Linked DNA regions of Homo sapiens: regions 2 and 3 are each linked to region 1. A link is a loop called in an ENCODE intact Hi-C map of the cell type or tissue named here. Cell type or tissue: chondrocyte. All regions are shown on one strand.

Evidence for each region. A loop is a pair of places that touch in the nucleus more often than their neighbours do. Peaks named below come from ENCODE experiments on the same cell type or tissue, not always from the same donor. Only the 100,000 strongest peaks of a DNase experiment are listed, where the experiment ranks them.
Region 2: a loop joins it to region 1, with 4 times the contacts of the local background. A loop is called at or near these places in 5 of 110 quality-filtered maps.
Region 3: it touches region 1 in a loop (7-fold over the local background); 52 of 110 quality-filtered maps call a loop at or near these places.

What each region holds. Positions count from the first base shown.
Region 1 is chr22:48,573,804-48,581,803 of GRCh38, forward strand. All of the region lies in intron 1 of TAFA5 (TAFA chemokine like family member 5), which reads left to right. LOC124900480 (a long non-coding RNA gene) reads left to right here and starts at 3,237. Exons shown (of 2, transcript XR_007068144.1): 1 at 3,237-3,866. RefSeq lists an enhancer at 3,343-3,849. In chondrocyte, CTCF peaks have their summits at 1,432, 3,135 (motif pointing right) and 3,339; DNase peaks (open chromatin) are centred at 7,548 and 7,658.
Region 2 is chr22:49,720,901-49,728,900 of GRCh38, forward strand. It overlaps LOC124905146 (a long non-coding RNA gene), which reads right to left. Exons shown (of 2, transcript XR_007068152.1): 1 at 2,611-8,000. Among named protein-coding and RNA genes, the nearest start is that of MIR3667HG, 67 kb to the left of the region's middle. RefSeq lists enhancers at 2,986-3,716, 3,717-4,447. In chondrocyte, CTCF peaks have their summits at 4,110 and 4,312; DNase peaks (open chromatin) are centred at 3,601, 4,301, 6,121, 6,601 and 3 weaker places.
Region 3 is chr22:49,300,764-49,308,763 of GRCh38, forward strand. No RefSeq gene overlaps it. Among named protein-coding and RNA genes, the nearest start is that of MIR3667, 240 kb to the right of the region's middle. RefSeq lists enhancers at 665-1,226, 3,516-4,209. In chondrocyte, CTCF peaks have their summits at 4,600 (motif pointing left) and 4,829; DNase peaks (open chromatin) are centred at 1,178, 3,138, 4,458, 6,098 and 3 weaker places.

The sequences.
Region 1 (8,000 bases):
TGGTGAACGTAGCACACTTTTCTATTTTCAGAATTTCAAATGATATGCACCTGATTGGGGACACAGTGAGTGTCAAGGGCAGGCTCTCTCTCCTGATTGAGGTCCCTTTGGGGGCCAGGGGTGAGCACATGTGATAAGCACCCAGAAGACCCCCGAGTCCTCTGACTGGGGAGCCCTGTGCCAGGTGAGGGATGAAGGCCAACGACCTTGCTGGAGGTCAGGCTCTGCGAGCCAGGCAGGGTGGGTTCCTGAGGAGCTGCTACCTTAGATCTTTCCTAGAGAATGTCTAGGGGTGGAGAGCAGGAAACAGTGGGGTGCTTATAGGAAATGGGGTTTTGAAGGGGATTGCCTGAGCAGAGAGAATGGCTAGTCCCTCCCAGGGCAGATCCACAGCTGCTTAGTTGCTTGGCTGGTGTGAGGCTGGGGCCACTCCTTTAGGTGAGAGGAGTTGGATGGGACATTCTTGTCTCTCCTGGATGTTTTCGGGGGCAGGTGGAGGGTGATGAGCCAGAGGTGAAGAACTGCTTCGTGGATGGCCTCTCCCCTGGCCGGCTGCTGGGCACCGCGAGCCAGGTCAGGCAGACAGCATCAAGCTTAGTGGCTGGTCCTGACTCTGCCCTTGACTTTTTAGTTGATGTTAGACCAGTCACCATGCCTCTATAAGCCTCAGTTTCCCCAGATGCATACTGATTGCCTTGATCTATCTGACCTCCAAGAGCCCTTCAGGGCCAGGCCTCTTTCCCTTCCTGGCACGTCAATACTGGTGCAAGGAGGAGACAGCCTTCATGTGAACCACATGCACCGCGGGCACCAGCACTGCCCCCACCCTGCACAGGTCAGGAGAGAGGTTCAGGGTCCCAGGAAGCTTAGGCCCCGATTCCTGCCCACTGCTCTTTTCTGGTCATTTGAAATTGAATTTCAAATTCAATTCAGGCAAAAATACCTTGAGGCCCACCACACTGGTCTTGGTACTGGGCTCTGGGGCGAACCCCTGACGAGGACACCTGTGCCCCCTGCTCTGGGGAGCGGGGTTGGGGAGCAAAAGTGGCCTAAAACAAAGACCCTTTCTTCCTAGAGGCGGGAAGGGAGGCAGTGCAGGGAGGCATCCGTTTGTTTCCTCTGGAACGGAACGTGGGCATTAACAGTGCGCCCACGCTCTTGGGTGCAGGGCAGCTGGCTGGAGGGTGGTACACAGTAGGGGCAGGTGTGAGTGTGTTTGTGTGTGTTTCCAGGCAGATGTGCCGTTTTCAGAAGCCGCGGGACCAGCCTCCTCCGAGCCCTCCCAGCCGCTGGTCGGGCCCGGCTGGGGCGGTACCTGGGCCTGGGGTTTCCCTGTCTCTCCTGGGGCCTTGGGTGCGAGGGAGGCTGGGCGCCACTCGAGGCCCCGCGTCCGGTCTCCCGCGCCAGCAGGGCCGGCTCTGCAGTGAGGCCCCTGCGCACCTAGGTGGAGCCCGACCCGCAGTTTTCGGCTGGGCCGGCCCCACCTGACCCGCCGGCGCGCCAGGCGGGGGCGCTGCAGGGCGGGGTCCCCGGGGTCCCTCGCGGCCCAGTGCGCATCCGCGGCTCCGCGGCCGGGAGGAGCGCAGACGGCGGCGGGCGCGGGCCGGAGTCCGAGGCTGCGCGGGCCCGGCCACCTGGGCCGGCAGCGACTGCGCCGCGCTCCCCCTCCCGCCGCCTCCCCCGAGGAGCCGGCGCCGAGCCGAGCGGGCGGGCGCGCGCCTCCAGGCCGGAGCAGCGGCGTCCCGCGGGCGGCGAGGCGCGCAGCGTCGCCGGCCCCACCTGTAGGCGCGGCAGCCACCGGCACCGGCACCGACACCGGCAGCGGCGGCCCAGCGTGGGCAGCCCAGGGGCGCGGTGGGCCCGGACCTAGTCCCGGCCGCGGCGGCGGAGGCGCGGGCTGCTGGGAGCGCAGAGGCCGGCACCGTCCGGTGGGGACCGGCCCGCCAGCCCCGGGCCGCGCAAGTTCGATCGCCGCGGGCTCGGCCGGGCCGCGCGGACCCCGGCGGCGGCGATGGTGCGGCAGCCCCGCGCCCGGCGCGCAGCCCCGGCCCCGAGCCTGGCCCGCCGCGGCGGCGGTGGCGGCGGCGGCGCGGCGGCCCCCTGAGCCCCGGGCCGGAGCGAGCGCGGGCGGCGGAGGAGGCGGCGGCGGCGGAGGAAGAGGAGGAGGAGGAAGGCGACGCCGAGCAGCGGGCGGTGGGGGCCGACAGGCGGAGGAGGGGGCCGGGGCCGCGCCGGACCCCCCCCCCCCCCGCGCCGCCCGGCCGTTGCGCAATCCGCGGCCCGCCGTCCGGGCCCTGCTGGCGGTGCGGCTCCGGGGGCGGCGGCGGGGCTGATTCATGGGGCCGCGGCGGCCGCCCCCCGGCGCCCCGCAGCCAGCGATGGTGGCCGAGTGGTCGGAGCGGCGGCCGCCGCGGCCCGAGACTTTCTGCTAACCTCCCCGCCCCCGCCCGCCCCCTCCGCGGCGCCCCCCTCCCCCCGCCCGCTCCCCTCCCCCCTGCCCAGAAAGACACAAATCGCCTCCCGGAGTGGCGCCTCCAGTCGCGGCGGAGCGCGGCGTTGGCGGCGGATGGAGGGCGCGAGCGGGCGGCCGCGGAGGCTGCACCCGGCGGGGCGCTGATGCGGCGCCTGGACCTTCGCTGCGCGACTTCGGGGGCGTCGGCCGAGTTGGGACTCCGCGATGCAGCTCCTGAAGGCGCTCTGGGCACTGGCAGGGGCCGCGCTCTGCTGCTTCCTCGTCCTAGTGATCCACGCGCAGTTCCTCAAAGAAGGTAATTGTCCCCGGGCGCGCGGACCGGTCCTCCGCGCTCTGCCCGGCTCGCGGCGGCTCCGGCGCCCGACCCGGCTTCCAGCACGTTCCGCTGCCGCCGCGCTCGGCTGAGGCTCGTGGAGCGCCACTGCGGGCCCGGAGCGGCCGGCGGCGCGACCCTACCAGGAGCCCGACCCCCCGCGGATCTCGCTGCCCCGCGCCCATCGGGGCTCACCGGCAGGGCGCGGGGTCGGGGCGCGCTGCGTTCTCGGTGCCTCTGGCGCCGCCCCGGATCCCCAGCCCAAGCCGAGGCTGCCGTTCCCATCCCCTGCCCCACTGGGCTCGGTGGCAGCGGCGCCCGCCCGCACGCCGCCGGGCCCTCGGTAGATGGCACCAGCGCTCCACGGTGGCCGGCCGGGCTGGGGCGGGAGCGGAGCTGGGACCCGCCAGGGTGGGCGCCGGGCTGGGACCCGCGGACGTCGGGAAACCGGCCTGCGCACCTGTTCCCCAGGGCCCAAGCCGCCTTCCAGAGACCCATAGGTTTGGGAAGCAGGGGCTTGGTCACCGGGGTGCGCAGGTCCCCGCGCCAAGTTCTGCCCCTGCTCTCTTGGTCTTTGCTGGACTGCAGGGCAGTCTGGGACTATTGAGGCGCCCAGGATAACGGTTGGACCCTCGTGGCTGGAGAGGCCCTTTGTACTGGGAAGCATCTTACTGGGGGTTGGGGGCAGGGCCACACCTCCCCTGATGGGCGGTCGGTCGGCTCCAGGCACCCCAGACACACTCCTGGAAACTTCCTGGTTTCAGGGCCAGGCTCCCTTTGCAGGGCTCCCGGTGCACCCCGGGATCAGCCTGGCCTGTCATATCAGACTGGGGGCAACTGAGGCGTTGGCCTCCCCCCGGGCACCCCTGCTCATGGTTACTAGTGCTCTGGCACACAGGCTGGGCCAGCTCCGCCTGGTGCTCCCCTTGGTCCGCTGGGAAGGCTGAGCACCGGAGGGCGCCTGTGTGGCTGGTAAGGCGCTGGGTTCTCATTAGTTCTGGGTTCCTGCAGAGGAAGGGCTTGCAACATTCAGCTGCTTTCCTGACTAATTAATGAGCCGCCGGAGGCCTGGGGAAGCAGGTAGGTGCAGGAGCCCGGCCCGAGACCCTGTGACCTCCACGGGCCTGGTGTCCACTTCCCTCCCTTGCTTTTGGATGTGGGCACCTAGTACAGAGGAGGGCCAGGTCTGAAGGGAGAGTAGGCTACCCCAGGACTCTGCTGCGGGCTTGGCCTGCCAGCCCGGGCTTGCGGGGACCCTTCCCCAGGTGGGAGGCCCAACTTCTTCCTGCTGCCTTGCTGACCCACTTCAGGAGTGGGTGGTTCTGCCATAGGGCAGTAGCACTTGGGGCTGGGGAGGCCATCCTTCCTGCTGAGGAGTCATTGGGTCCAGGCAAGCCCGCGAGGGCTGTCCTCTGCTGGTGTCGCGTGTCAGGACTGTGGGAGCCACCCCTGGTGCATTCCAGGTACCTGGCAAAGGGGTCCCTGCTCTGCTGGGCCTGTTTGTGTTCGCGCTGCAAGTTCTCTGCCTCTCTGGCTGATCTCGAAGTCTCTGGGGGATTGGCTTGCGGAAAGGGCGTGTATGTGAAAATTTCAGTGTTTCTCTGAGGTCCAGGTGCCCAGCTGCATCCTGACACTCTGTGATGAAGTGAAGTTCCACTGACTTTGAAGCTGTGAGTTAGTAACGGGAGAAGCTCCTGGCCATGTGGCCGGCCTGTGACAAGGGCTTCCTTTCTGCCTCGCCCTGCGGCGCTGCCCCAGTGCAGGTGCCTCCGGGGGCTCTGCTGTCCCCCTGAGGCTCCAGGTCTAAAGGACTCTGTTTTTTGGCCAAGAAGAAAGAGTTTCTGTCTCCCAGATGGGAGGGTCTAGGTGTGGAGCAGGCCTCGCTTAGTGGAGTACTTTTTGTGGATTTAGCCCTTCACAGAGATCTCCATGTTTACCTTGAAGCAGACACACGTGTGTCGGTGTTGTGGAAGACGGCGCAGTCATAGGAAGGTGGGATGAGGATGGGGTCAGCTGTACGCTGAGGGCACAGGTACCTTTGGAGGAGCGATTGCGGGTCCCAGTGTTTGCGCAGCCCTCCAGGACTCCTGAAGTCCTGTCTCCCTGTCCGGAAGCGGTGGCCTTCACCACCCTGGGTTGAGCCCTGCTGCCTGTCTGTCTGGAAGGTCAGGACTTGGGCAGCCTCCCTGTCCTTGCTGAGACGGCCTTTTGGCCCCTTGGCATCAGGAGCCCCAGGGGAGGCCTGGGGGACCAGCAGTGAGAGGTGCAGGGAGGGGGGTGGCCGACTCTGGTTCCTGGCTGATGGGCTCGGCCTGGGGCCACTCTCCTCCCAGCAGCCGCTGTCCAGCAGGAGGGAGGGAACAAGGCAGGCGGGTGGACAATTGTGACTTGTTGTCTGGGCCTGAGTGGGAAAGAGCTGTTTAAATAGCCATTTTCATGAATCTGTTTTCTTCAGGGGTGAAGAATGGGGGACCCAGGGAGCCGTTTTTCCACACTTCTCCTTTTGTGTGGAGATAGAGGCCACCCCGTGGCTAATCCGTCCCCCCCTGGCCACTCTGGTCTTCCAGTGTTTGTGGAGATGAATAGGGCTGTGAACCGAGAGAGAGGCAAATTGCGGTCCATAATTGCAGCCTCGGTATGTCCCAGCTTTGTGAGAACAGGTCCTGCCCACCGCACCAGGCCTGGCTGGGCAGCCACAGGCCCAGGAAGAAAGCAGGGCCGCAGCGTGGGGTCCGGCACTGGGGCCTGGGCAGCTGCTCTTCTTGCCTTGTCATCCTTAGGACACGCTGACCCTCCTCTGGGAGGGGAGAGCCGTCCTTTCTTCTGAACTGCCTGGTGTGTGCACGTGCTGTGTCTGCATGGGGTGTAGTTAAAGTGGGGGACGAGGGCGGGAATCCCAGGACCCTGATGGAAGAGCCGGCCGCTTCCTTAGGGTGCAGACGACGTGTGTCACGGAGACGCGAGAGGGAAGCCAGCACTTTATCTCCATCATCATGTTTGGCCTCCAAATACGGAGTTAAGGAAACGGCGAGAAGTATAAAAATATTTTCCACCTCCCTCTTCCAAAGACTTTACAATATTTTTCTGGAAGTCTTGAGTCACTTGGACTCCAGCACTCCAGCACAGATGAGCAGGCTTTGGTGTGGAAGCTTAATGTAAACAGAAGGATAGGAAAATACTTCAAAGAGGAAGGAATGCGGCAAGCCTGGGCCACCCAGGCAGGCCACAGCGGCAGAGAGGTTTCTGGGCTTTGGCACCCAAAGGGACATGAGAAAGCCGGGAAATCATTCGGCCCGATCCTTTCTGAATGGGAGGGAGAACCCAGTGCCTCTTTCCTTTAAATGTGGGTTTGAGGTTCAACTCTATCTCGGTAAATCCTTTTGGTGGCAGGGGAGTGCATTCGACGGCTTGAACGTGCTGTGCAAAAGCCTCTTTTGCAGGTTAATATTGAGAACTTTGCGTCCAGCGGCCGCGGCACGGTGTACCCGGGCCTCGATTCCAGAAGCGCTTTCAGAACCGCTGTGGCGTGCCTGTCTTTGAGCAGCTGCTCGGAGGGCAGACTGTTGATTGAGTCAACGGATTCAACTTCCATTGATTTAGTTAGCTGGCTCTTTCGGAAATGAGGCGTCCTCCTGCAAACCCATGTGGCCCGTAACAAGGGGCATGCTCAGCTCCGTGAAGGCAATTGATGGTGTATGAATGGTTATGGCTCCGCGCAGTCATCATTAATTGATGCTGTCTTTACAAGATTAGCAGCCAATGCAGAGTGTTCGTCTATCTGTTAGATGGATCAGTTTATTTTTTAAGAAATGGATAGAGAACTTCTTAGGAGACACAGCACAGTTCCCGGCCCTAAGACTCCATCAAAAATATTTGCTGAATGCGTACAGCCATTCTGTCCCAGAGGCATAGAGCTAGGGCTGTGGATGGTCCATGATGGGTTGGGTGAGGGCTTGGTAGATGCCCTTGAGGTTTCCCAGAGCAGCAAGGCTGTTCTTGGTGAGGGCTCGAGGCTGCACCGGGCTCCATTCTGAGTGTCTAACGGTGGAGGAGGAACTCACTGCACGCGGTGTGTGTGGAAGGAGGAGGGAGTTCGGCAGCTCTGTGTTCTCAATGCTTACGGCCAGCTGTGCCTGCACCCCTGCACCCAGTCTTGGCATGGGGCTGCCCCGGCCGCCAGGCTCCGAGCTTGGAGCTGGCTGCTCATTTCTCCCTGAGTCTCAGACTGCGTGTGGAGGGGTGCTGGGCTTTGTCTAGGGGCCCCAGGGGCTTCCCTAGCCCACTTCCTGGGTGCATTGTTTTTATGGCCCTGATGAGGTGTGCAGGCAGACAGAGCGCAGGGGCATCGCAGTGCCAGCCCCACATGGCAGGTGTCCCTCAGCCTGCCTCTCCCTGACCCTCCAGCAGACGCTGTTTGCAAGGCCAGGTAGGTGTGAATGGCTGCTGGGAGGGGTGGAAATGAAAAGGCGTTAAAAATAACCAACTCTTTTATCATCATTTACTATCATTTCTTGTGTGACACAGAATCTAAATAAAACCCACACTCACCGTAATGGGATTCTCATCTGCTGTGTCTCTGACAACTGTAAAAGTTAGAATATAAAAGGACTGGAAATGGAGGTGACTTCCAGACACAAGGTGGCTCATCACAGCCTTGCTGGGCACAGGAGTCCCAGCCTCCCAGGCCTCCCTGCAAGGGCCGAGCCAGTCCCTGCCGAGGGCCAGGCTGGCAGTGGACGGACGGGGCCAGCTGGGGGTCCCTCCCACTGCACACTCGGGAGGATTGGATTGCGGCTGATCTTGCCGCCGGCATCTGTGGAAACTCATCAGTCTCCCATGTTGCTGCCGTGCTGAGCACAGTGCGAGAAAGCCGTGCGGAGAATGGTTTTATTCCCCACTCGGTGGTCTGGAGGTGGGTGGTTTTTGCCCGTCTCTGGGCGCGCGGAGCTGTAGGAGAGGGGCCACTGGCGAGGCCGTGTCCGTGCTCAGTAGAGTGCTGGCTGCAGACACAGCCCAAGAGCCCCTGGGCCTGGAGAAGGCCGGGTTCGGGGGCAACCTTCTTGGAAGGGTTCACTGCTGACATGTTCATGTGTGTGCATATGTGTGTGTGTACACGTGCCTGCTTATGCATAACTAAATGCTCATAGGTGTTCATATCATTGTGTGTGATCTTCTTAAACATAAACTACAGGATCATGCATTATAAACCTCATT
Region 2 (8,000 bases), 1.1 Mb after region 1:
TCTTTGTGGCAGAGGTATGCTCAAGTGTCTTTTTTTTTTTTTTTGAGATGCAGTCTCACTCTGTCACCAGGCTGGAGTGCAGTGGCTCAATCTTGGCTCACTGCAACCTCTGCCTCCCAGGTTCAAGTGATTCTCCTGCCTCAGCCTGCCGAGTAGCTGGGATTGCAGGTGCGTGCCACCATGCTTGGCCAATTTTTTTGTATTTTTAGTAGAAACAGGGTTTCACCGTGTTGGCCAGGATGGTCTCGATCTCTTGACCTCATGATCTGCCTGCCTCAGCCTCCCAAAGTGCTGGAATTACAGGTGTGAGACACTGCGCCCGGCCAAGTGTCCAGTTTTTTAAAGTCCCTCTGATGGTCGCCCACTCACATGAAGACAATGCACTGAGTACCCACATCGGAAGGAGAGCCAACGGCCCCAAAGGAAGCAAGCGGGGCTTGTGGGCAACCTGAGGCCATGTGAGGGAGACCTGCCACCAAGATGCAGAGTCTATCTATTTCCTCTCTGTGAATCTGGGTGGGTCACTTGCTGGGGCACCAGGTCAGACGTGCCCCCGGGGGGCTCCCAGCCTGAACTCCAGGGGACCCAGAGCCTCTGCTTGCACATCCTGGGACCCCAGGGCCGCTGTGCAAAGAAGCCCCAACTGGACTCCCGGGTGGAGAACTAAGGGCTCAATCCCCCAGCTCTGCCAAAATTAACTGGAGACTCCCAGAAGCAGAGATGCCTCGCTGCCACGGGGGCCACAGAGCTGCCTGGCTCACCCACCCAAAGTGCCGGCCCTCGGAGTCCTGAGCTACGTGAGTGCTTATTGCTTTCCTTTTTAAGTTTTTATTTTCAGCTGGTTTGTTACACAACAAAAGCTAACTGATTAACCAATAAATTTGAAAATTTAGATGGCAAAACAAATATAGAGAAAATGTACAAAAGTGATACAAGAGAAACAGAACATCTCAATGATCTTTTGTCTGTTAAAGAAAATGAACCTTCAGGCTAGGTTTGGTGGAGCACACCTGTAATCCCAGCACTTTGGGAGGCCAAGACAGGCAGGTCACTTGAGGTCAGGAGTTCAAGACTAGCCTGGCCAACATGGTGAAACCCCGTCTCTACTAAAAATACAAAAATTAGCCTGGCGTGGTGGCGGGTGCTTTTAATCCCAGCTACTCAGGAGGTTGAGGCAGGAGAATCGCTTGAACCCAGGAGGTGGTGGTTGCAGTGAGCCGAGACCATGGCACACTCCAGCCTGGGCGACAAGAGTGAAACTGCATTGAGAGAGAGAGAGAGAGAAGGAAAGAAGGAAAGAAAGAGAGAGAGAAAGAAGAAAGGAAGGAAGGAAGGAAGGAAGGAAGGAAGGGAAAGGAAGAAAGAAAGGAAGAAAGGAAGAAAGAAAGAAAGGAAAGAAAGAAAAAAGAAAGAAAGAAAGAAAGAAAGAAAGAAAGAAAGAAAGAAAGAAAGAAAGAAAGAGAGAAAGAAAGAAAGAAGAAAGAAAATGAACCTTCAACCTAAAACTTTCTCACAGAAAGTCTCCAGGCCAGGTGAGTTCCCTGGTGAAATTTTTCAAACATTCAAGAAAGAAATAAGCCCAACACACACTGCTGGCACAATGATGCCAGCGTAATCTTGGTGCCAAAACCTGACCAAAGGAAAGGTGGCTATGGGGCCAGCCCTCATGAGCAGATGTGCAAATCTAAACAAGTGTCAGCAACCAGACCCAGTGCTGTCTTAAAGGATCTTGAACTGCAACTAAATTATTTGTCTTTTCATTATTAATTTTTCCAACATTGAACAAATGCTCTTTCACTGACACTGGTCCTCTAGCCACATGTGAGCTTCTAACTTAAATTATGTTTTGTTTTTAATATTTTGGCCATGCGCAGTGACTCATACCTGTAATCCCAATGCTTTGGGAGGCTGAGGCAGGAGAATCATTGAGCCCAGGAGTTTGAGGCCAACCTGGGCAACACAGTGTGACCCCATCTGTACAAAAAAAAGTAAGGGGCAGGTGTGGTGGCTCACACCTGTAATCCCAGCACTTTGGAAGGCCAAGGCAGGCAGATCACCTGAGGTCGGGAGTTCGAGACCAGCCTGACCAACACGGAAAACCCAGTCTCTACTAAAAATACAAAATTAGCCGCACGTGGTGGTGCATGCCTGTAGTCCCAGCTACTCAGTAGGCTGAAGAAGGAGAATTGCTTGAACCTGGGATGTGGAGGTTGTGGTGAGCCGAGATCGTGCCATTGCATTCCAGCCTGAACAACAAGGTGAAACTCCATCTCAAAAAAAAAAAAAAGAAAAGAAAAAACTAACCAGGTGTGGTGGCATGCACCTGTGGTTCCAGCTGTTCAGGAAGCTGAGGCAGGAGAATCACTTAACTCCAGGAGGTGGAGGCTGCAGTGAGCCGTGGTCACACCACTGCATTCCAGCCTGGGCAACAGAGTGAGACCCTGTCTCAAAAATAAATACATAATAAACAATTTCTACTATGTTCTTTGTCTAGCCAGTTGTTCTTGTTCCTAATACTCTGTTCTTGTTTTATGAATGATATCTGTCTTCATCTCTCTGAAGATTGAATTTTGAATGGACTCACTGTGAAGTTCTGACTACTTTGATTACCTCTGGTTTCTCAGCTGTGACTCCTCCTGTTTATTGAGGCGGCAGCCTCTTTTCAGAGCGGGACGTCTTTGGGTGTTCGGTGATCCTGGCTCCTGGGGGTTTCTCTCCCGCAGGTGTCCAGGCTTGAAGCGGCCTCCGTCTGCAGCACTTTCGCTGCCCTGCTCTTGCCCTTCAGGTTGGATGTCAGTGCCTTGAGTTACAAACCTGTGTCGGGGGCTCCATCTGTCACCACAGCCGGACACAGTGCCCCACACCTGTGCTCCCCAGTACTCATGGGGCTGACAAAGGAGGATGGTTCGAGCCCAGGAGTTGGAAGCTGTAGCACACGGTGACTGTGTCTGTGAAGAGCCACTGCCCTCCAGCCTGGGCAACACCGCGAGACCCTGTCACTAAAAAATAAATATGTATATGTATATATATATATATAGCCACAGCTGGGTAATGCAGTGGGTTGAATAGTTTCCAAAATGTTCATCCAGAACCTCAGACTGTGACTGTAGCTGGACATAGATTCTTGGCAGATATGAGTGATTAAGTTTAGATGAGGTCACACAGGAGCAGGGTAGGCCCTCAGTCCTATGACTCGTGTCCATATAGGAAGCGGAGGGGACACAGAAAGGAAACAGGTGCCCGGGAAGATGGCCTTGTGCAGACAGATGCAGAGACCGGAGCGATGCAGCGGCTGCTGAGGACACCTGGGGACACCGGGGCGGGAAGCCGGAAGAGGCAGGAAGCCGGAAGAGGCAGGAAGCCGGAAGAGGAGGCAGGAAGGAGCTTCTCCCGGAAACCGCAGGGAAGGCGGCCCTGCCCACACCCTGAAGTCAGACTCCCGGCCTCCAGAATGGAGGACAACACGTTTCTGTTGTTTTAAGCCCCGCAGTACTGGGGTCTTTGTTCCGGCAGCCCTGGGGCACCCCGTGGACACCCTGCCTGAGGGCGCTGCCCCGTCCCCGGTGCCCAGGCGTTTGCCCCGTGCGTCCTGTCCTGAAGCATCATGGCCGGGTCACTGTGGCAACGCCGTTGGTCACTGTCCCCACAGAGCAGCTTCTGCAACACGCATGTCGTCAGGCGCCGCAACCTCGGGACCCCGGTGACCAGGAAAAAGGAGACTTGGACATAAACAGAACCAGCATTTTCCAGAGGAACTCCAGAACAGAAAAACATGCAGGGCATTTTGGAGAAGGAGAAGCGGGAGTTGAGACCGTCAGAAATGACGGGAGTCCGTGCCCTGCACCTGCCGACCGCCGGCCCCGTTCCAGGGCGAAACCGCGGTCTCTCCCTCTCCACGGGAGCCAGGAGCCCGCCCGGTGTTCCCCACCTCGCAGCGGGGAGGGAGGGTGGCCTCCCAAGTCGCACGCGGGACCCGGGCATGGGTGGCCCTGCTCCATACAGCCCCGGCCACCCCACCCCTGGCCGGTCCCACAGCCTCACACCAGCCGCTCCAGCCATAGCCACGGACGGCTGAGTCCGGCCCCGATGCTCATCCCTGGAGCTCGTGCTCCCTCCTCTGGACTCCCCGAGAACTGTGCCCGGACCGCGCGCAGCCGAGCGTCTCCCTGCACAGCGGCACTCGGCGCTGTCTGCAGAATGAGCCGGTGTGCAGAGACACGCGGGCCGGCCAGCCCCTGAGAATCGCCCGGGAGCCCGGCCGGGTGGTCCCCGCGCCTCCCTGGTCTGTCCCAGTCAAAGGTCCTGATTTATCGGGGGATTTTGTGGGACTGGAAACCGCCTGGCTGAGGGAGGGTCGGGAGGATTTCACTCCACTGTCTGAGGACTGGCTGCTGATGGCTTTGATGCCTCCCCTCTCCCTCCTCCCTGGGCCCCACACCGGCCAGGCCTCACTTTAGTGCCTGTAGAAGATTCGAAGCACAGAAGCCCCTGGCATCCCGGGGAACCCCCGCCCCGGCCCCACCCCAATCACGATAAACCCTGGCCTTTGGACCAGCTCGGATGGGGCGCGGCGGGGGGCTCCTGCTCCCCTGGAAACCTCAGTGGTGTAAGGGATGGGACGTTCTCACCCTCCTGGTGTGTGTGTGGCATCTTCAGTCTTGACATCTGAATCGAACATTGGGCAGGGGTCTCTCCTGTCCTTGCAAGGTGACCGTCACTGGGATGCCCCGTCTCCAGCTGAGCAACAGCACTGTGTGTCCCAGACCTGAACAGCGAGTGGAGACAGTGCCGCTGTGCCACCGCAGGGCACCTCCCGCTGCCTTGGCCACCCAGGCCCTCCTGGGAGGGATCCAAACCACTGACCAGAAATAACACCTGAAAACCGGAACCCGGGTCCTGGGGTCACACGCAGCCGAAGGGATGGGCTGGGTGCACGAAGGACGGGCACGGCAGAGCTCGGCTGTGAGGGTGTCATCTGGGCTCGGAGCTCAGCCGCCGTGTCACCTGACCCCCTGCAACTCCGCGTGTCAGGTGGGTCGTCTGGTTTTATCCCCAGAGCACCATCCTGGAGAAAACCAAGGACACAGCAGGGTATGAGGAGCATGGGTTCCTGGTTCAGAATGAGCTTAAACAAAAGGTTTATTGGCTGGGTTTGGCGTTCCATCTGTTTATTTGCTTTTGTCTGTGGTATAAATGTCATGAGGAAGCTGAAAATGGAGAATTAGGAATGGGCCTAAGTTGCTAGTGTCTGAAACCAAGGTTAAGCTGAAGGGGAAGCCCAGGGTGGATGGACCCAATGCTAGGTGGCTCGGAGGCTTCAGGAATGGCTGGATCCAGGAGCTTATGTGACGTTATCAGATCTCTCTCTCTTTCTGTCTCTCCTCTCGCTCTGTCTCCCCCTCTGCCCACCACTATCACTACCATGCCCCCCAGCCCCCATGAACCTGCTTCTCTTTGAGTCAGGTCAGGCCCCTGAACCCTCCTACCCACAGCCATGAGGAAGACGCTGTTCCCCGCAGCCAGCTTCATGCAGACTCCCCAGTTGGCCCTGCTGTGGGCAGGAAGATGAGGCACCTTCCCTGGCCAGCCATAGACGAAGTGGTGGCCCCTGGGGCCAGGAGACGAGGGGGTCCTCTGATGATGGTGTGGGTGCAGTGCAGCTGCCCTCATGAAAAAAAGAAGACTTCAGGCAAAGATCTAAGTAAGAGATTCCAGGATCTACGATAACCCAGCTCCTAGGGGAGGGAGGGATGCAAGAAACACACAGCGTAGAGTTCAACTCAGCAAGAAGGGGCAGCATGACTCAGAGTGACGGACCCTCACACCCACCACCTGCGTCCCACCAACCCGATGCCCACAGCGGCTGGACAGGCTGGACCAGGGGAAGTCAGCGTCTTGGACGCTGGTGCTAGGCCACCTGCATTAACCCTCAAGTCCACCCCAGTCTGCAGCGTGGAAACTCAGCACTGGGCTTTTGTGAAGATTTAATGAGTTGGTTCCTGATTAGAATCTGGCCCCAACCACAGGCCTGATGAGGCTTTGCCCGGCAGGCCTCGGGGAAGCTACCCTCCCCGCACCAGTCTTCTGCAGCCAGCGCATCACGGCGTCTGCAGGGAGCTGCAGTCCCGGGCCCAGCGGCCACCCCAGCACCAGAAGGCCAGCTCCCACTCACGTCTAGAGTCCTAGGCCAGGCACCGACATCCAGAGGCCTCCTTAGCGGGGTGGGGGTGGCAGCTGAGCCACCTTCCTCCCCTCATGCCCTTCCTGTCCCTGGCCCCAGACTGTTTTTAGAGGCAGTGTCTTGCTGTGTTGCCCAGGCTGACCTCAAACTCGTGGCCTCCAGCGATCCTCCTGCCTGACTTCTCCAAGTGCTGGGATTGCAGACGTGAGCCGCCACTGTGCCCAGCTCTGCCAGGAGCCTCTTGCTGGGGGCTCCTCCTCTTGAGGCGATCCCCACATCTGCACTGCACCCGGCCAACCCTCACCCGTCCCCTCCGTGGGGTGAATGGGACACGGAAGCCAGTGCCTCCCTCTGCCTCTGGTCTGTGGCCACCACCGTAGTGAGTAAAGGCTTGATGGCCGCGGTCGGTCCAGCTGTTCCTCCTCACTGACTGGCTGGACATCTGGTGGCTCAGCAGAGTGTGTAAGAGCCTCTGTAAGCCCCAGCGCAGGACGCACTCTCCAGGTAGCCTTGGTCCCAGGCCTGAGCCAGCCCTCTCACGCCAAGCTCAGGCCAGCTCTCAGGAGGCACCGCTGCCTTCCACCCTGGAACAAGAAACCGCAGCCACCATGAGACTCCAGCTCCCTGCCCGCAGCCCATCGGCCATCCGGTCCTTTCCTTTCAATTTTGTCCAGCATTTCCCCAGCCCAGTCCTCCCAGGCCCTGCTGGTACCCATCCCCGCGGTGCCAAGGGGACGCCTGCCCAAAGCCGACTTCAGCCCCTCTCACGGTGGCTCCCAGTGCCCGTTTAGAGAGAGAGTGAGTTCTTCGGAGGAAAAGGAGAAGATGTCTGAGGCAGCCTCTGCAGGGCAAGTGTTCTGCAGGGCAGGTGTGGGGAAGCTGGGAGTGGTCCCAGCCCTCGTGGGAGGCCTGTGGCAGCCCCGGCTCTGGAGTCAGCGCTCCCTCCTGGGAACCGATAGCTGTCTGTGAGCTCTGACCCGGCAATTCGGAAGTGGCCATGGGGACTGCATGTTTGGAATAGGGGTCTCCATCCCTCCGTTAACTGGAGACGCAGTGGAGACAGTCACTGAGACCCCAGGGGAAGGGACACCTCACAGGAACCAGAGCAGAGAAAACACAGACTTGTCTGAATCCACTTCTAGCATCTCAGTAATTCTGAAACATCAAACAGAGCTCGGCTATCAGAGGCAACAACTGAGTTGGAGGAGGTCCTGCTTCACCCCGAGAGGTTTCCCCGGCCCCGTGAACCATTGTTCTGAGGAAGTTCCCCACCTCCTTCCCCGCTTCCCACAGCCACAAGTCGTGAGGGGCTTCCCCCTGGGTGGGGGGCTCCTCTCCACCTCCACTCACCCTGTAACATCTGTTTCCTCTGCCCGGGGCACAGAACAGGGGCTGCTCAGAAGCTGATTTGTTTTCTGTTGAATTTGTTGAAGAATCATGTAAAATGGACCCTTATAAGGGAAAGTAAGTTTAAACCTTCAAAAGAAAAGTATACACCAACCTGGTTCAGGGTGAGGAGGCCCTGCTTTCTCTCCAGATGTTGGCTGTGTTAGTCAGAGTTCTCCAGAGGAACAGAGCCAGGGGGTCGTGCACAGAGAGAGGTTTATTTTTAAAAATTGGCTCCCACAGTTAGGAAGCTGAGAGCTCACCATCTGCAGCTGGCAAGCTGGACACCCGAGAGAGCCGGACACCCGGGAGAGCCGGACACCCGGGAGAGCCGGACACCCGGGAGAGCCGGACACCCGAGAGAGCCGGACACCCGGGGGAGCCAGCCAGCCAGGGGAACCAGAAGCCTGGGAGAGCCAGTGCTGCAAGCTCT
Region 3 (8,000 bases), 730 kb after region 1:
GTGCTGTGTGTGTGCTAACTGTGTGTGTACGTTGTCAATAGGGCAGTGACCTGACTGCATCATACTGATAAACCCACACAGGAAGACGCCTCTTCCCAAAACAGGAGTTTCTTTGTATCTTGTTGTGAGAACCTGCACCAGAGGAGCCCACGTGGAGGCGATTACACAAGGCTTGTGCAGAGCCCACAGAAGAGGGAAAGATTCGGAAAAACCCCTCCCTGAATATCACGGTGACGGTGACCTCACAGAAGAGGGCAATGGTTGGTGCCCACCGTGTCCACAGAAACCCCAGAAGGCCGTCCCGTCCCCCCACCTACAGCCCGAGGGGTGACTCCCAGATGACTGAGGGGGCTGGGGAGGGCAGGGCAGGCAGCGTGGGCCGGGAGGGAGGGCCCAGGCCTGCGGTCTTGCTTTGCCCACTGTGGTGCTCGCCTGTACCCCCTAGTTCCGCCTGACCCGTGGGATGCATTGACTGAACCCTGGTTTCTCCTTCTTCACCTTGGGACCGTCTCCTCAAAGTCCCTGTGACAATCCTGGGGTGTGAAAGAAGTGGGGTAGCTCTGATTGAGGCAGGGAGGGCCCAGAGCCCTGTGTGTGATACCCTCGAACCCCCAGTTCAGGTGTGATGTGGCCAGCCAGGTACCCAAACGCCCACCCAGGCTCAGACCTGCCCAGGTATGCAAAGAGAGCGCAGATCCCCTCGGTGAGGCTGCAGGCAGGCTCTTCCCGAAGCTGCTTCTGTTCACACATGTGCTTCCAAACTCTCCCACTTCTCAGGAAACTCCCCTAATTGTGCCTGTGGGTCCAGGACACTGTCCCATGAGGGGGCCATGGCAGGGTCTCCCCGGACGGTATGACTCCAGGAGCCTCCTCCACCGTCCTCACCAGCCACGCTGCACACGGCCCGGCCTGACCAGGTCGGCCAACAGGTCCTCCCCGTGGGGCTGCCTAATGTCCATGGAAAGGGACAGGCCAGGCAGGCGTCGCTGGGGAAGTGAAAAGGCCCTCGAGGCTCAGACTGGGCCCCCGGCATCTCCACGGGCTTCCATGAGAGCCCACATCATACAAGGGACGCGTGGGTGCGGGCAAAGTACACATGAATTCTCCCCGTGGCGGGGCCGGCGGGCGTTGCAGACAGAGACCCCACTGGCAAGGCCCGGAGGTGGGAAAGACTTCAGCTCAGGACACCAGCGCGGGGTCACCTCTGGAGGAGGGGGCGGCGCCTGCAGCTTTGCCTTAGCAGCGAGCAGCAGGGCTCCGAGAACCCCTGGGCCAGGTGTACCTTGCAGAGGGCGGCCTCTGCCCCGCTGTGGGGAGACAACCCCTGCCCAGGAGGTGGCTGGTGCTGAGGCCCAGAAAGCGCCCCGTCATCACGGCTGCCCCAGGCTGCAGCACTGCAAGGGCAAGGGGAGGTTTGGGGCCGGAGTCTGCAGGCTCGTCCTCATGGCGAGCGCTGAGCTGGGCCTCTCCGCGCTTTGGCTGGAAGCGCACGAACACCCTCCAGGGTCTTCAGAAGTCCGTCAGCTGGGAGGAGCGGGCAGCTCCAAGGCCTCAGATTCAGAGACCCTGGGCTGGGTCTTTCGTCTTCCTCTTTCCTGGGAAACCATCTGCCTTCCCTGGGCTCCTGCTTATCACCTGCAAAGTGAAGATAATGTCTTTCTCCTGAGGTTGTTTTGAGAATAAAACCAGGAAGCATGGAAGCATCTGTCCAGCACACAGGACACCCATGCGTGTTTATCATCCGGCACACGGGAGACCCACGCGTGTTTACTGTCGGGCACAGGGGAGACCCACGCGTGTTTACTGTTCGGCACACGAGAGACCCACGCGTGTTTACCGTTTGGCACAGGGAGACCCACGCGTGTTTACTGTCCGGCACAGGGGAGACCCACGCGTGTTTACTGTCCGGCACAGGGAGACCCACGCGTGTTTACTGTCCGGCACAGGGGAGACCCACGTGTGTTTACTGTCCGGCACAGGGAAGACCCACGTGTGTTTACTGTCCGGCACACAGGAGACCCACACGGGGCCTGTTTACCATCCGGCACACAGGAGGCCCATGCATCTTTACCGTCAGGCACACGGGAAACCCACGCGTGTTTACCGTCCGGCACAGGGAAGACCCACATGTGTTTACTGTCCAGCACATGGGAGACCCACGCGTGTTTCCTGTAAGGACCGTGAAGCAGGGAGCACTTTGCCCCCACAGACAGAGGTAAAAGCTGCCACAGACCAGCTCATGCGAAACATGTAATTGTAAAACCCCAGGAAAGGAAGCCCAGCTTGGAAGGCAGAGCGGGCTGGGATTTGTGATCCCCGCGCATCTGAGAGGTCTGTTTCTGGAGGGAAACGCAGTGAATGAAGAGTGACTATCTGTAGATTGGAGGCCATTTGCTCTCTCCTGGAGGATGGTGGAAATGGGCAGGCGGGGCTTGCCGGGCCTGGGGGCTGCAGGGTGGCGGCCTCGTTAGGTGCTGTCTGTCCACAGCGGGAATGGACGTGAAGGGAATGAGATGACTGAGCCACCGACCCTGGGGAGGGCCTCCCAGAGGCACAGAAGTCCCCTGGGAAGCTCATCACTCCTCCAGGCAATTAGGGAAGAGTCAGGCTGGGTGGAACAAGCAATTAATTACCTCCACCTTTGGGAGAAATGGAAGTCTGAGGGTCTAGCCAGGCCAGATGCAACGGCTTCACTGAAAAATGCAGCGCAAGAAGCTGCTGGACTGAAGTGGGCAGGAGACAGGGTCCACGGGAGGTGGGGTGAGCGTGGGTGGCGGTGCCGGGAGGTGGCAGTGAGGAAGGGGAGGGCTCAGCCCTGACCTCAGGCTCTCCAGTACATGGGGCACCGTGGGGAGCAGCTGTTCCCCTGCTCCAGGGTCTGCTGGAGAGACCTGAGTTGTGTGCCAGGACCTGGGGCAGAGAGGGAGGAGATGGGAAGAGGGGCCCAGGGCAGAGGCATGGGTGCAGCTTCATGAGGCCTGGAATCCACCAGGAAGGAGAGGAGAATGTGCACAGCCACGCACACAGGTGCACACAGTCACGCACACAGGCAAGCACACAGGTGCACACAGGCACACACGGTCCCAGACACCCAAGGGAGAGGCAATGGCCTCTCCCTGCAGCCCATGTGTCCTCCTGCCCGCCAGGCCCAGGCTGGCCCCAAGAAGGGTCAACGCTGCCACGGTGAGTGTCCTCCCACGGCTTTGTGCCAGGCTGCGGACGGCTGTCTGTGGAGGGCGGGGATGCGGTGCACCCTGGGGTACACAGGGTGTGGCACAGAGGTCACTGTGCTGTGTGGACAGGACAGGGGCCGAAGATGGGCCTGAACATCACTGTTGCAGCCCTAGGTGAAGTGGGCTGAGGGAATGCAGGCCTGGACAGGGACAGGGAGAGACCCCGACCTGGCCATGCCACAGGAGGGTGGAGGGACGCTGGGCTCTGCCAATCCACCCATCTCGGGGGCAGGGGTTAGGACCTGGAGGGACGGAGACAACACCAACTAGGGGCTGTGGGAGATGCGGCTTGGGTGGACGAAGGGCTGTGCGAGACAGCATGAAGCCAAGATGCCCAAGGAAAAGTGGACGGTGTTGGGGGAAACGAGGCCCAGCAGGGTGGAGCTCCCAGCAAAGCACAGGCTGGAGGGGCAGAGCTAGGAGAGGAGACCCCAGAGCCCAGCCCTGCCTCCCGGCCACAGGCAGCACTTCAACCCAATCACCACACTGTGCAGATTCATTGTAGGGAAACCAGAAAATTCTGCTTAGTATAGAAGGAAAAGCAGAACCCCCACCCCCATCACAGGCCCTCAGCGGTGGAGGGGACATTGCTCCAGGCCATCAGCGGTGGAGGGGAACATTGCTACCCAAGTGGAAACAGTAAGCCCATCCTGGGCACAGACAGCACAGTGCCCACCCCGAGCAACCTCCCTGGGCTGTGGCTGCAGAATGACCCGAGGCCCAGGCAGTGCAGCCCAGTCTCACCTCTGCACGCAGCTCCCAAGGGACCCCAAGAAGGCCGGTTCCATAAAACCAGCACAGGTGTAATCCCAGCTACTTAGGAGGCTGAGGCAGGAGAATGGTGTGAACCCGGGAGGCGGAGCTTGCAGTGAGCCGAAATAGCGCCACTGCAGTCCGGCCTGGGCGAAAGACCAAGACTCCGTCTCAAAAAAAAAGCAGCACAGGGCAGGGCAGGGGACCTCATCACGCAGCTGCCCATCCTGGGCTTGCTGAGGCGTTGCAGCAAGGCCTGGTGTCCAGCTCTCATGTCTTCTGCCCCTCGGACAGCAGGGCTCTCGGCACCCAGGTCCCCACTGCAGGAGCCCGGGAGGTGCCTCCAGGCCCTGTTTGCAGAAGACAGCAGGACCTGGGGAGGGCCTGAGAATCCGGGTGAGCCTGCCGGCCAGCCAGCCCCCTGACACCGTTTGCAGCCCAGAGAGCCCCAGCCCAGTGCGATTCTGGAAGCTCCTCACTCCTTGGCCCCTCTGCCCCCTCAGCCAGGGGCTGCAGCCGCTCTCAGCAAATGAACCCCATGGAGCTGGTCCGGCCACTCCGAAGCTGCCAGCTCAGCCAGCGCTGGCCAACAGTGCCCCCTGGTGGCTGCTGCCGCCTCTGCCGCCGGGGTCCCACCCTGGGTCTGGCCTGGGGTGGACACGGGCAGTGGACTCAAGGGATCCCAGGGCCCACCTGCAGGAGCTGAGGAGGCCGGGTCTGCATCCGCATGCCCGTGGGCCCGTCGTGGGCCCGTCGTGGGCCCGTGGCCACCCCTGCATCCTGTGTCCCACCCCAGGGCTGCAGCAGCTTCTCTGAGTCTCAGGCACAGATGGAGTTGGGCCCCAATAGATGGGCCTAGGGAAGGCTTCCTGGAGGAGGTGACGCCCAGCTGAGGCTGTGAGGCATTGATGGTGCTGGACAACCCCAGGTGAGGTGGGGGAGGACCTGGCTGCCTCTGATGGAGGAATCGGGACCTGTCAGTCCAGAGGAGGGCTCAGCACCAGTGGAAAGGGAAGTGGTGGCTGAGAAAGGGGCAGGATCAGAAAGAGGGAGCCCAGGCTCTGAGCTGGACCCTCTTGTTACCACGTGACCTGGCAAGTTGTGTGACCACTCTGGGACTTGATAAGAAGATGCAGAGCCCCCTGGCTCTGCCACAGGGGCTGTGTGAAATACACAGCACCTTCCTGGGGATACTGCCAGGTGTACAGACAGCGCTCAATAAAGAGTGACCCTTGGAGCTGATGGACTTCATTCCTAATGAAGGAGCCACCGTGGTGGAGTTAGCAAGGCATGGGCAGCTTTTGCAGAGCAGCCCTGGTGCCACTGGGAGTGGGTTTTGGGAGGTCACAGGCTTAGCAGATGCAGAGGCCAGGAAGACGGACAAGGCCACGAGGCCTCAGGGGCAGGAGGCACAGGAGGGTCAGAATGAGGCAGCAGGGGCGGCAGGAGGCACAGGAGGGTCAGAATGAGGCAGCAGGGGCGGCAGGAGGCACAGGAGGGTCAGAATGAGGCAGCAGGGGTGGCAGGACCCACAGCCCCTCTGGGGATTAGGCAGGAGGGAGGCGGGGTGATGTCCAGCGCTCGCTCCCAGGTGGTGGCTCCCGGGCACCAGCGGGTCTGTACCTACATCGAGGGGTTTTAAACTTCACTTTCTTTTTGAAAGTCTCTCTATAGAGCATGAGTGGAAGTGCCTGTGAAACCCAACGCCTGGAATTCCGCTCCTGTGATGCCCACATCCCTGTTCTGGTTTGCCGACTGTCCAGCGGTGAAAGGTGAGACGTGAGCATCGGGGAAGCTGCCTGAGGGCTGCGGGGACTCTGCAAACTTTCTGTAAATCTAAAATTATTCCAAGAGAAAAAGCCTATTTAAAAAAAAAAAAAATCACCCACACTGACCCAGCAGCCTTCGGTGTGCCTGGGTGCACCTGTGCCTCCCCGGAGCACCCACAGCTGGGCCGGCCCCACCCCCCACATGCCAAGACCCCTGTGGTTTCTCCTTCCATCCTCACTGCCAAGCCAGAACCCCGACCCTGCAGCGTCTCCCGCCCTCCACTCTTGCCTCTCCCTCTGCTCGGGGCCCCCGAAGCCCCTCTTTCTGCCCACCCCCGGCAGACTCGAACCCCTGCAGACGTGAGGCCAGGGCTGCTGTGAGCCCCTGTGAGGAGGAGCCCCGGGCACAGCCTGCACTGCCTGGGCCTGGCTCATCCCGCATCACTGCTCTCCCCGGCTCCAGCTCTGCACAGAGTATTTAATAAATGTTTAATAGCAACAATAAAAGATCAACTTGGCACAACTGAAGATTTTTGTTCAGGGACTTGGGGCTGTGCTCTGGGTCAGAAATAAAATGCGTCCTGGCAGAGCGGCAGTGAGGCCAGGGCCAAGGGGGCCGTTTCAAGCGCCTTGTTAGCTCAGGGAAGGGACCGGGAATTGGAACGACCCCAACTGGCCCCTTCGTCCCTCCTGGAGCAGCGCTCCCTGCATAGCACCACGAGGACCCTGGCTCCGGGCAGCCCTGGGCTGGGGCAGAGCCGGCCCCTCCCTGACTCAGCTAGGGCCCCACATAGCAGGGGACGATGATGTGACACAGCGGCAAGGCAGGGAGAGGAGGGCTCAGCCCTGTGTCCACCAGGACACCAGGCTCAGCAGAGGGGGCTGGGCGGGAGCACGCTGAGAGCACCGGCCTCTGTGCCGTCTGGGGTCTCCCCTGGCTTCTGGGGAGCAGGGAGTTGCTGGGCCTGGTGAGCTTTGGGTCCAGAGAGGGCTCAGGTCCTGGGCACCCCTGCAAGGTGGGCTGAGGTGGGACTCTGAAGGCAGCCCTCAGACCAGGAGGTAGCTGAGGGTGCCAGGGCCCTGTGGCCCCCAAGGGTGCAGCCTACACCAGACCTGGGACTGTGTCTTGACATCTGGCCCCCAGAAGCCCCAGGGAAGGGGCAGGAGGGGAGGTCACGTGCCATCTGAGGCTGAGGGTGAAGATGGGGAGGGGAGGAGGCCCCCAGGGGACAGACCTGCCACCCACCCGATGAGCAAGAGGAAACCCCAGACAAGAGGCATGAAAGAAACACACCAGCCACAGTGGGAAGAGAAAACAAAACCAGACAGGGCTCCTGAGGGCAGTGAGGGGGCACCTGGAAAGAACCTTCTCAGGGGAAATGACTTTCAAAGTCAACACATATCAAAATGAAAACTCTGTGTGTAAAGGTGAGGACGTGCCGGGCCTGGCTGTGCACACCTGGAGGCAGAGGCCGACGAAGCAGGAGTCACAGGAGTGGGGTGGAAGAGGACGGACGTGGAAGAGGATGGACGTGGAAGGGAAGACAGGGAGCTCAAGCATCGCGGCCACCGGATCCCCCAAGGAGAAGGCGGAAGAGAGGCAGCCACAGAATCGGTAGCAGAAGCTGATACTTGGAGCTGCAGCGGGCAAGGCGCAGAAGGTCTCAGGACAGCCCTGGATGCTGAGGGGCTGGGGAGGGGCGGGTCTTACGCTTTCCCCCAGGAATTCCTAAATAATATGGGTATAACAAGGAGTGCACACTTTGGGATGGGGAAAAAAAAAAAACACAGGTAAGGGGGGCAGAAAGGAAAAATGGACCAGCACAGTGGCTCACGCCTGTAATCCCAGCACTTTTGGAGGCCGAGGCGGGAGGATCACTTGAGCCCAGGATCCCAGGAGTTCCAGACCAGCCGAGCAACAAAGTAAGACCCGGTTTCTAGCAAAAATACAATAATTAGGTGGGCGTGGTGGTGCGTGCATGTAGTTTCAGCTACTTGGGAGGCTGAAGCAGGAGGATCACCTGAGCCTGAAAGGCCAACGCTGCAGTGAGCTGTGATTGTGCCACTCCACTCCAGCCTGGGCGACAGTGAGACCCCGTCTCAATAAAGGAAAAAAACAAAAGAATCACACATTTGCCACCCTTCTCATGGTCCGCAGCAGAAGTCAGAGGCCATAAGGTAACGAGTCCCACCCACGGGGAGATGGGGACCATGTCCAGGAACCGGAAATCCAGCCCCAGAGCCC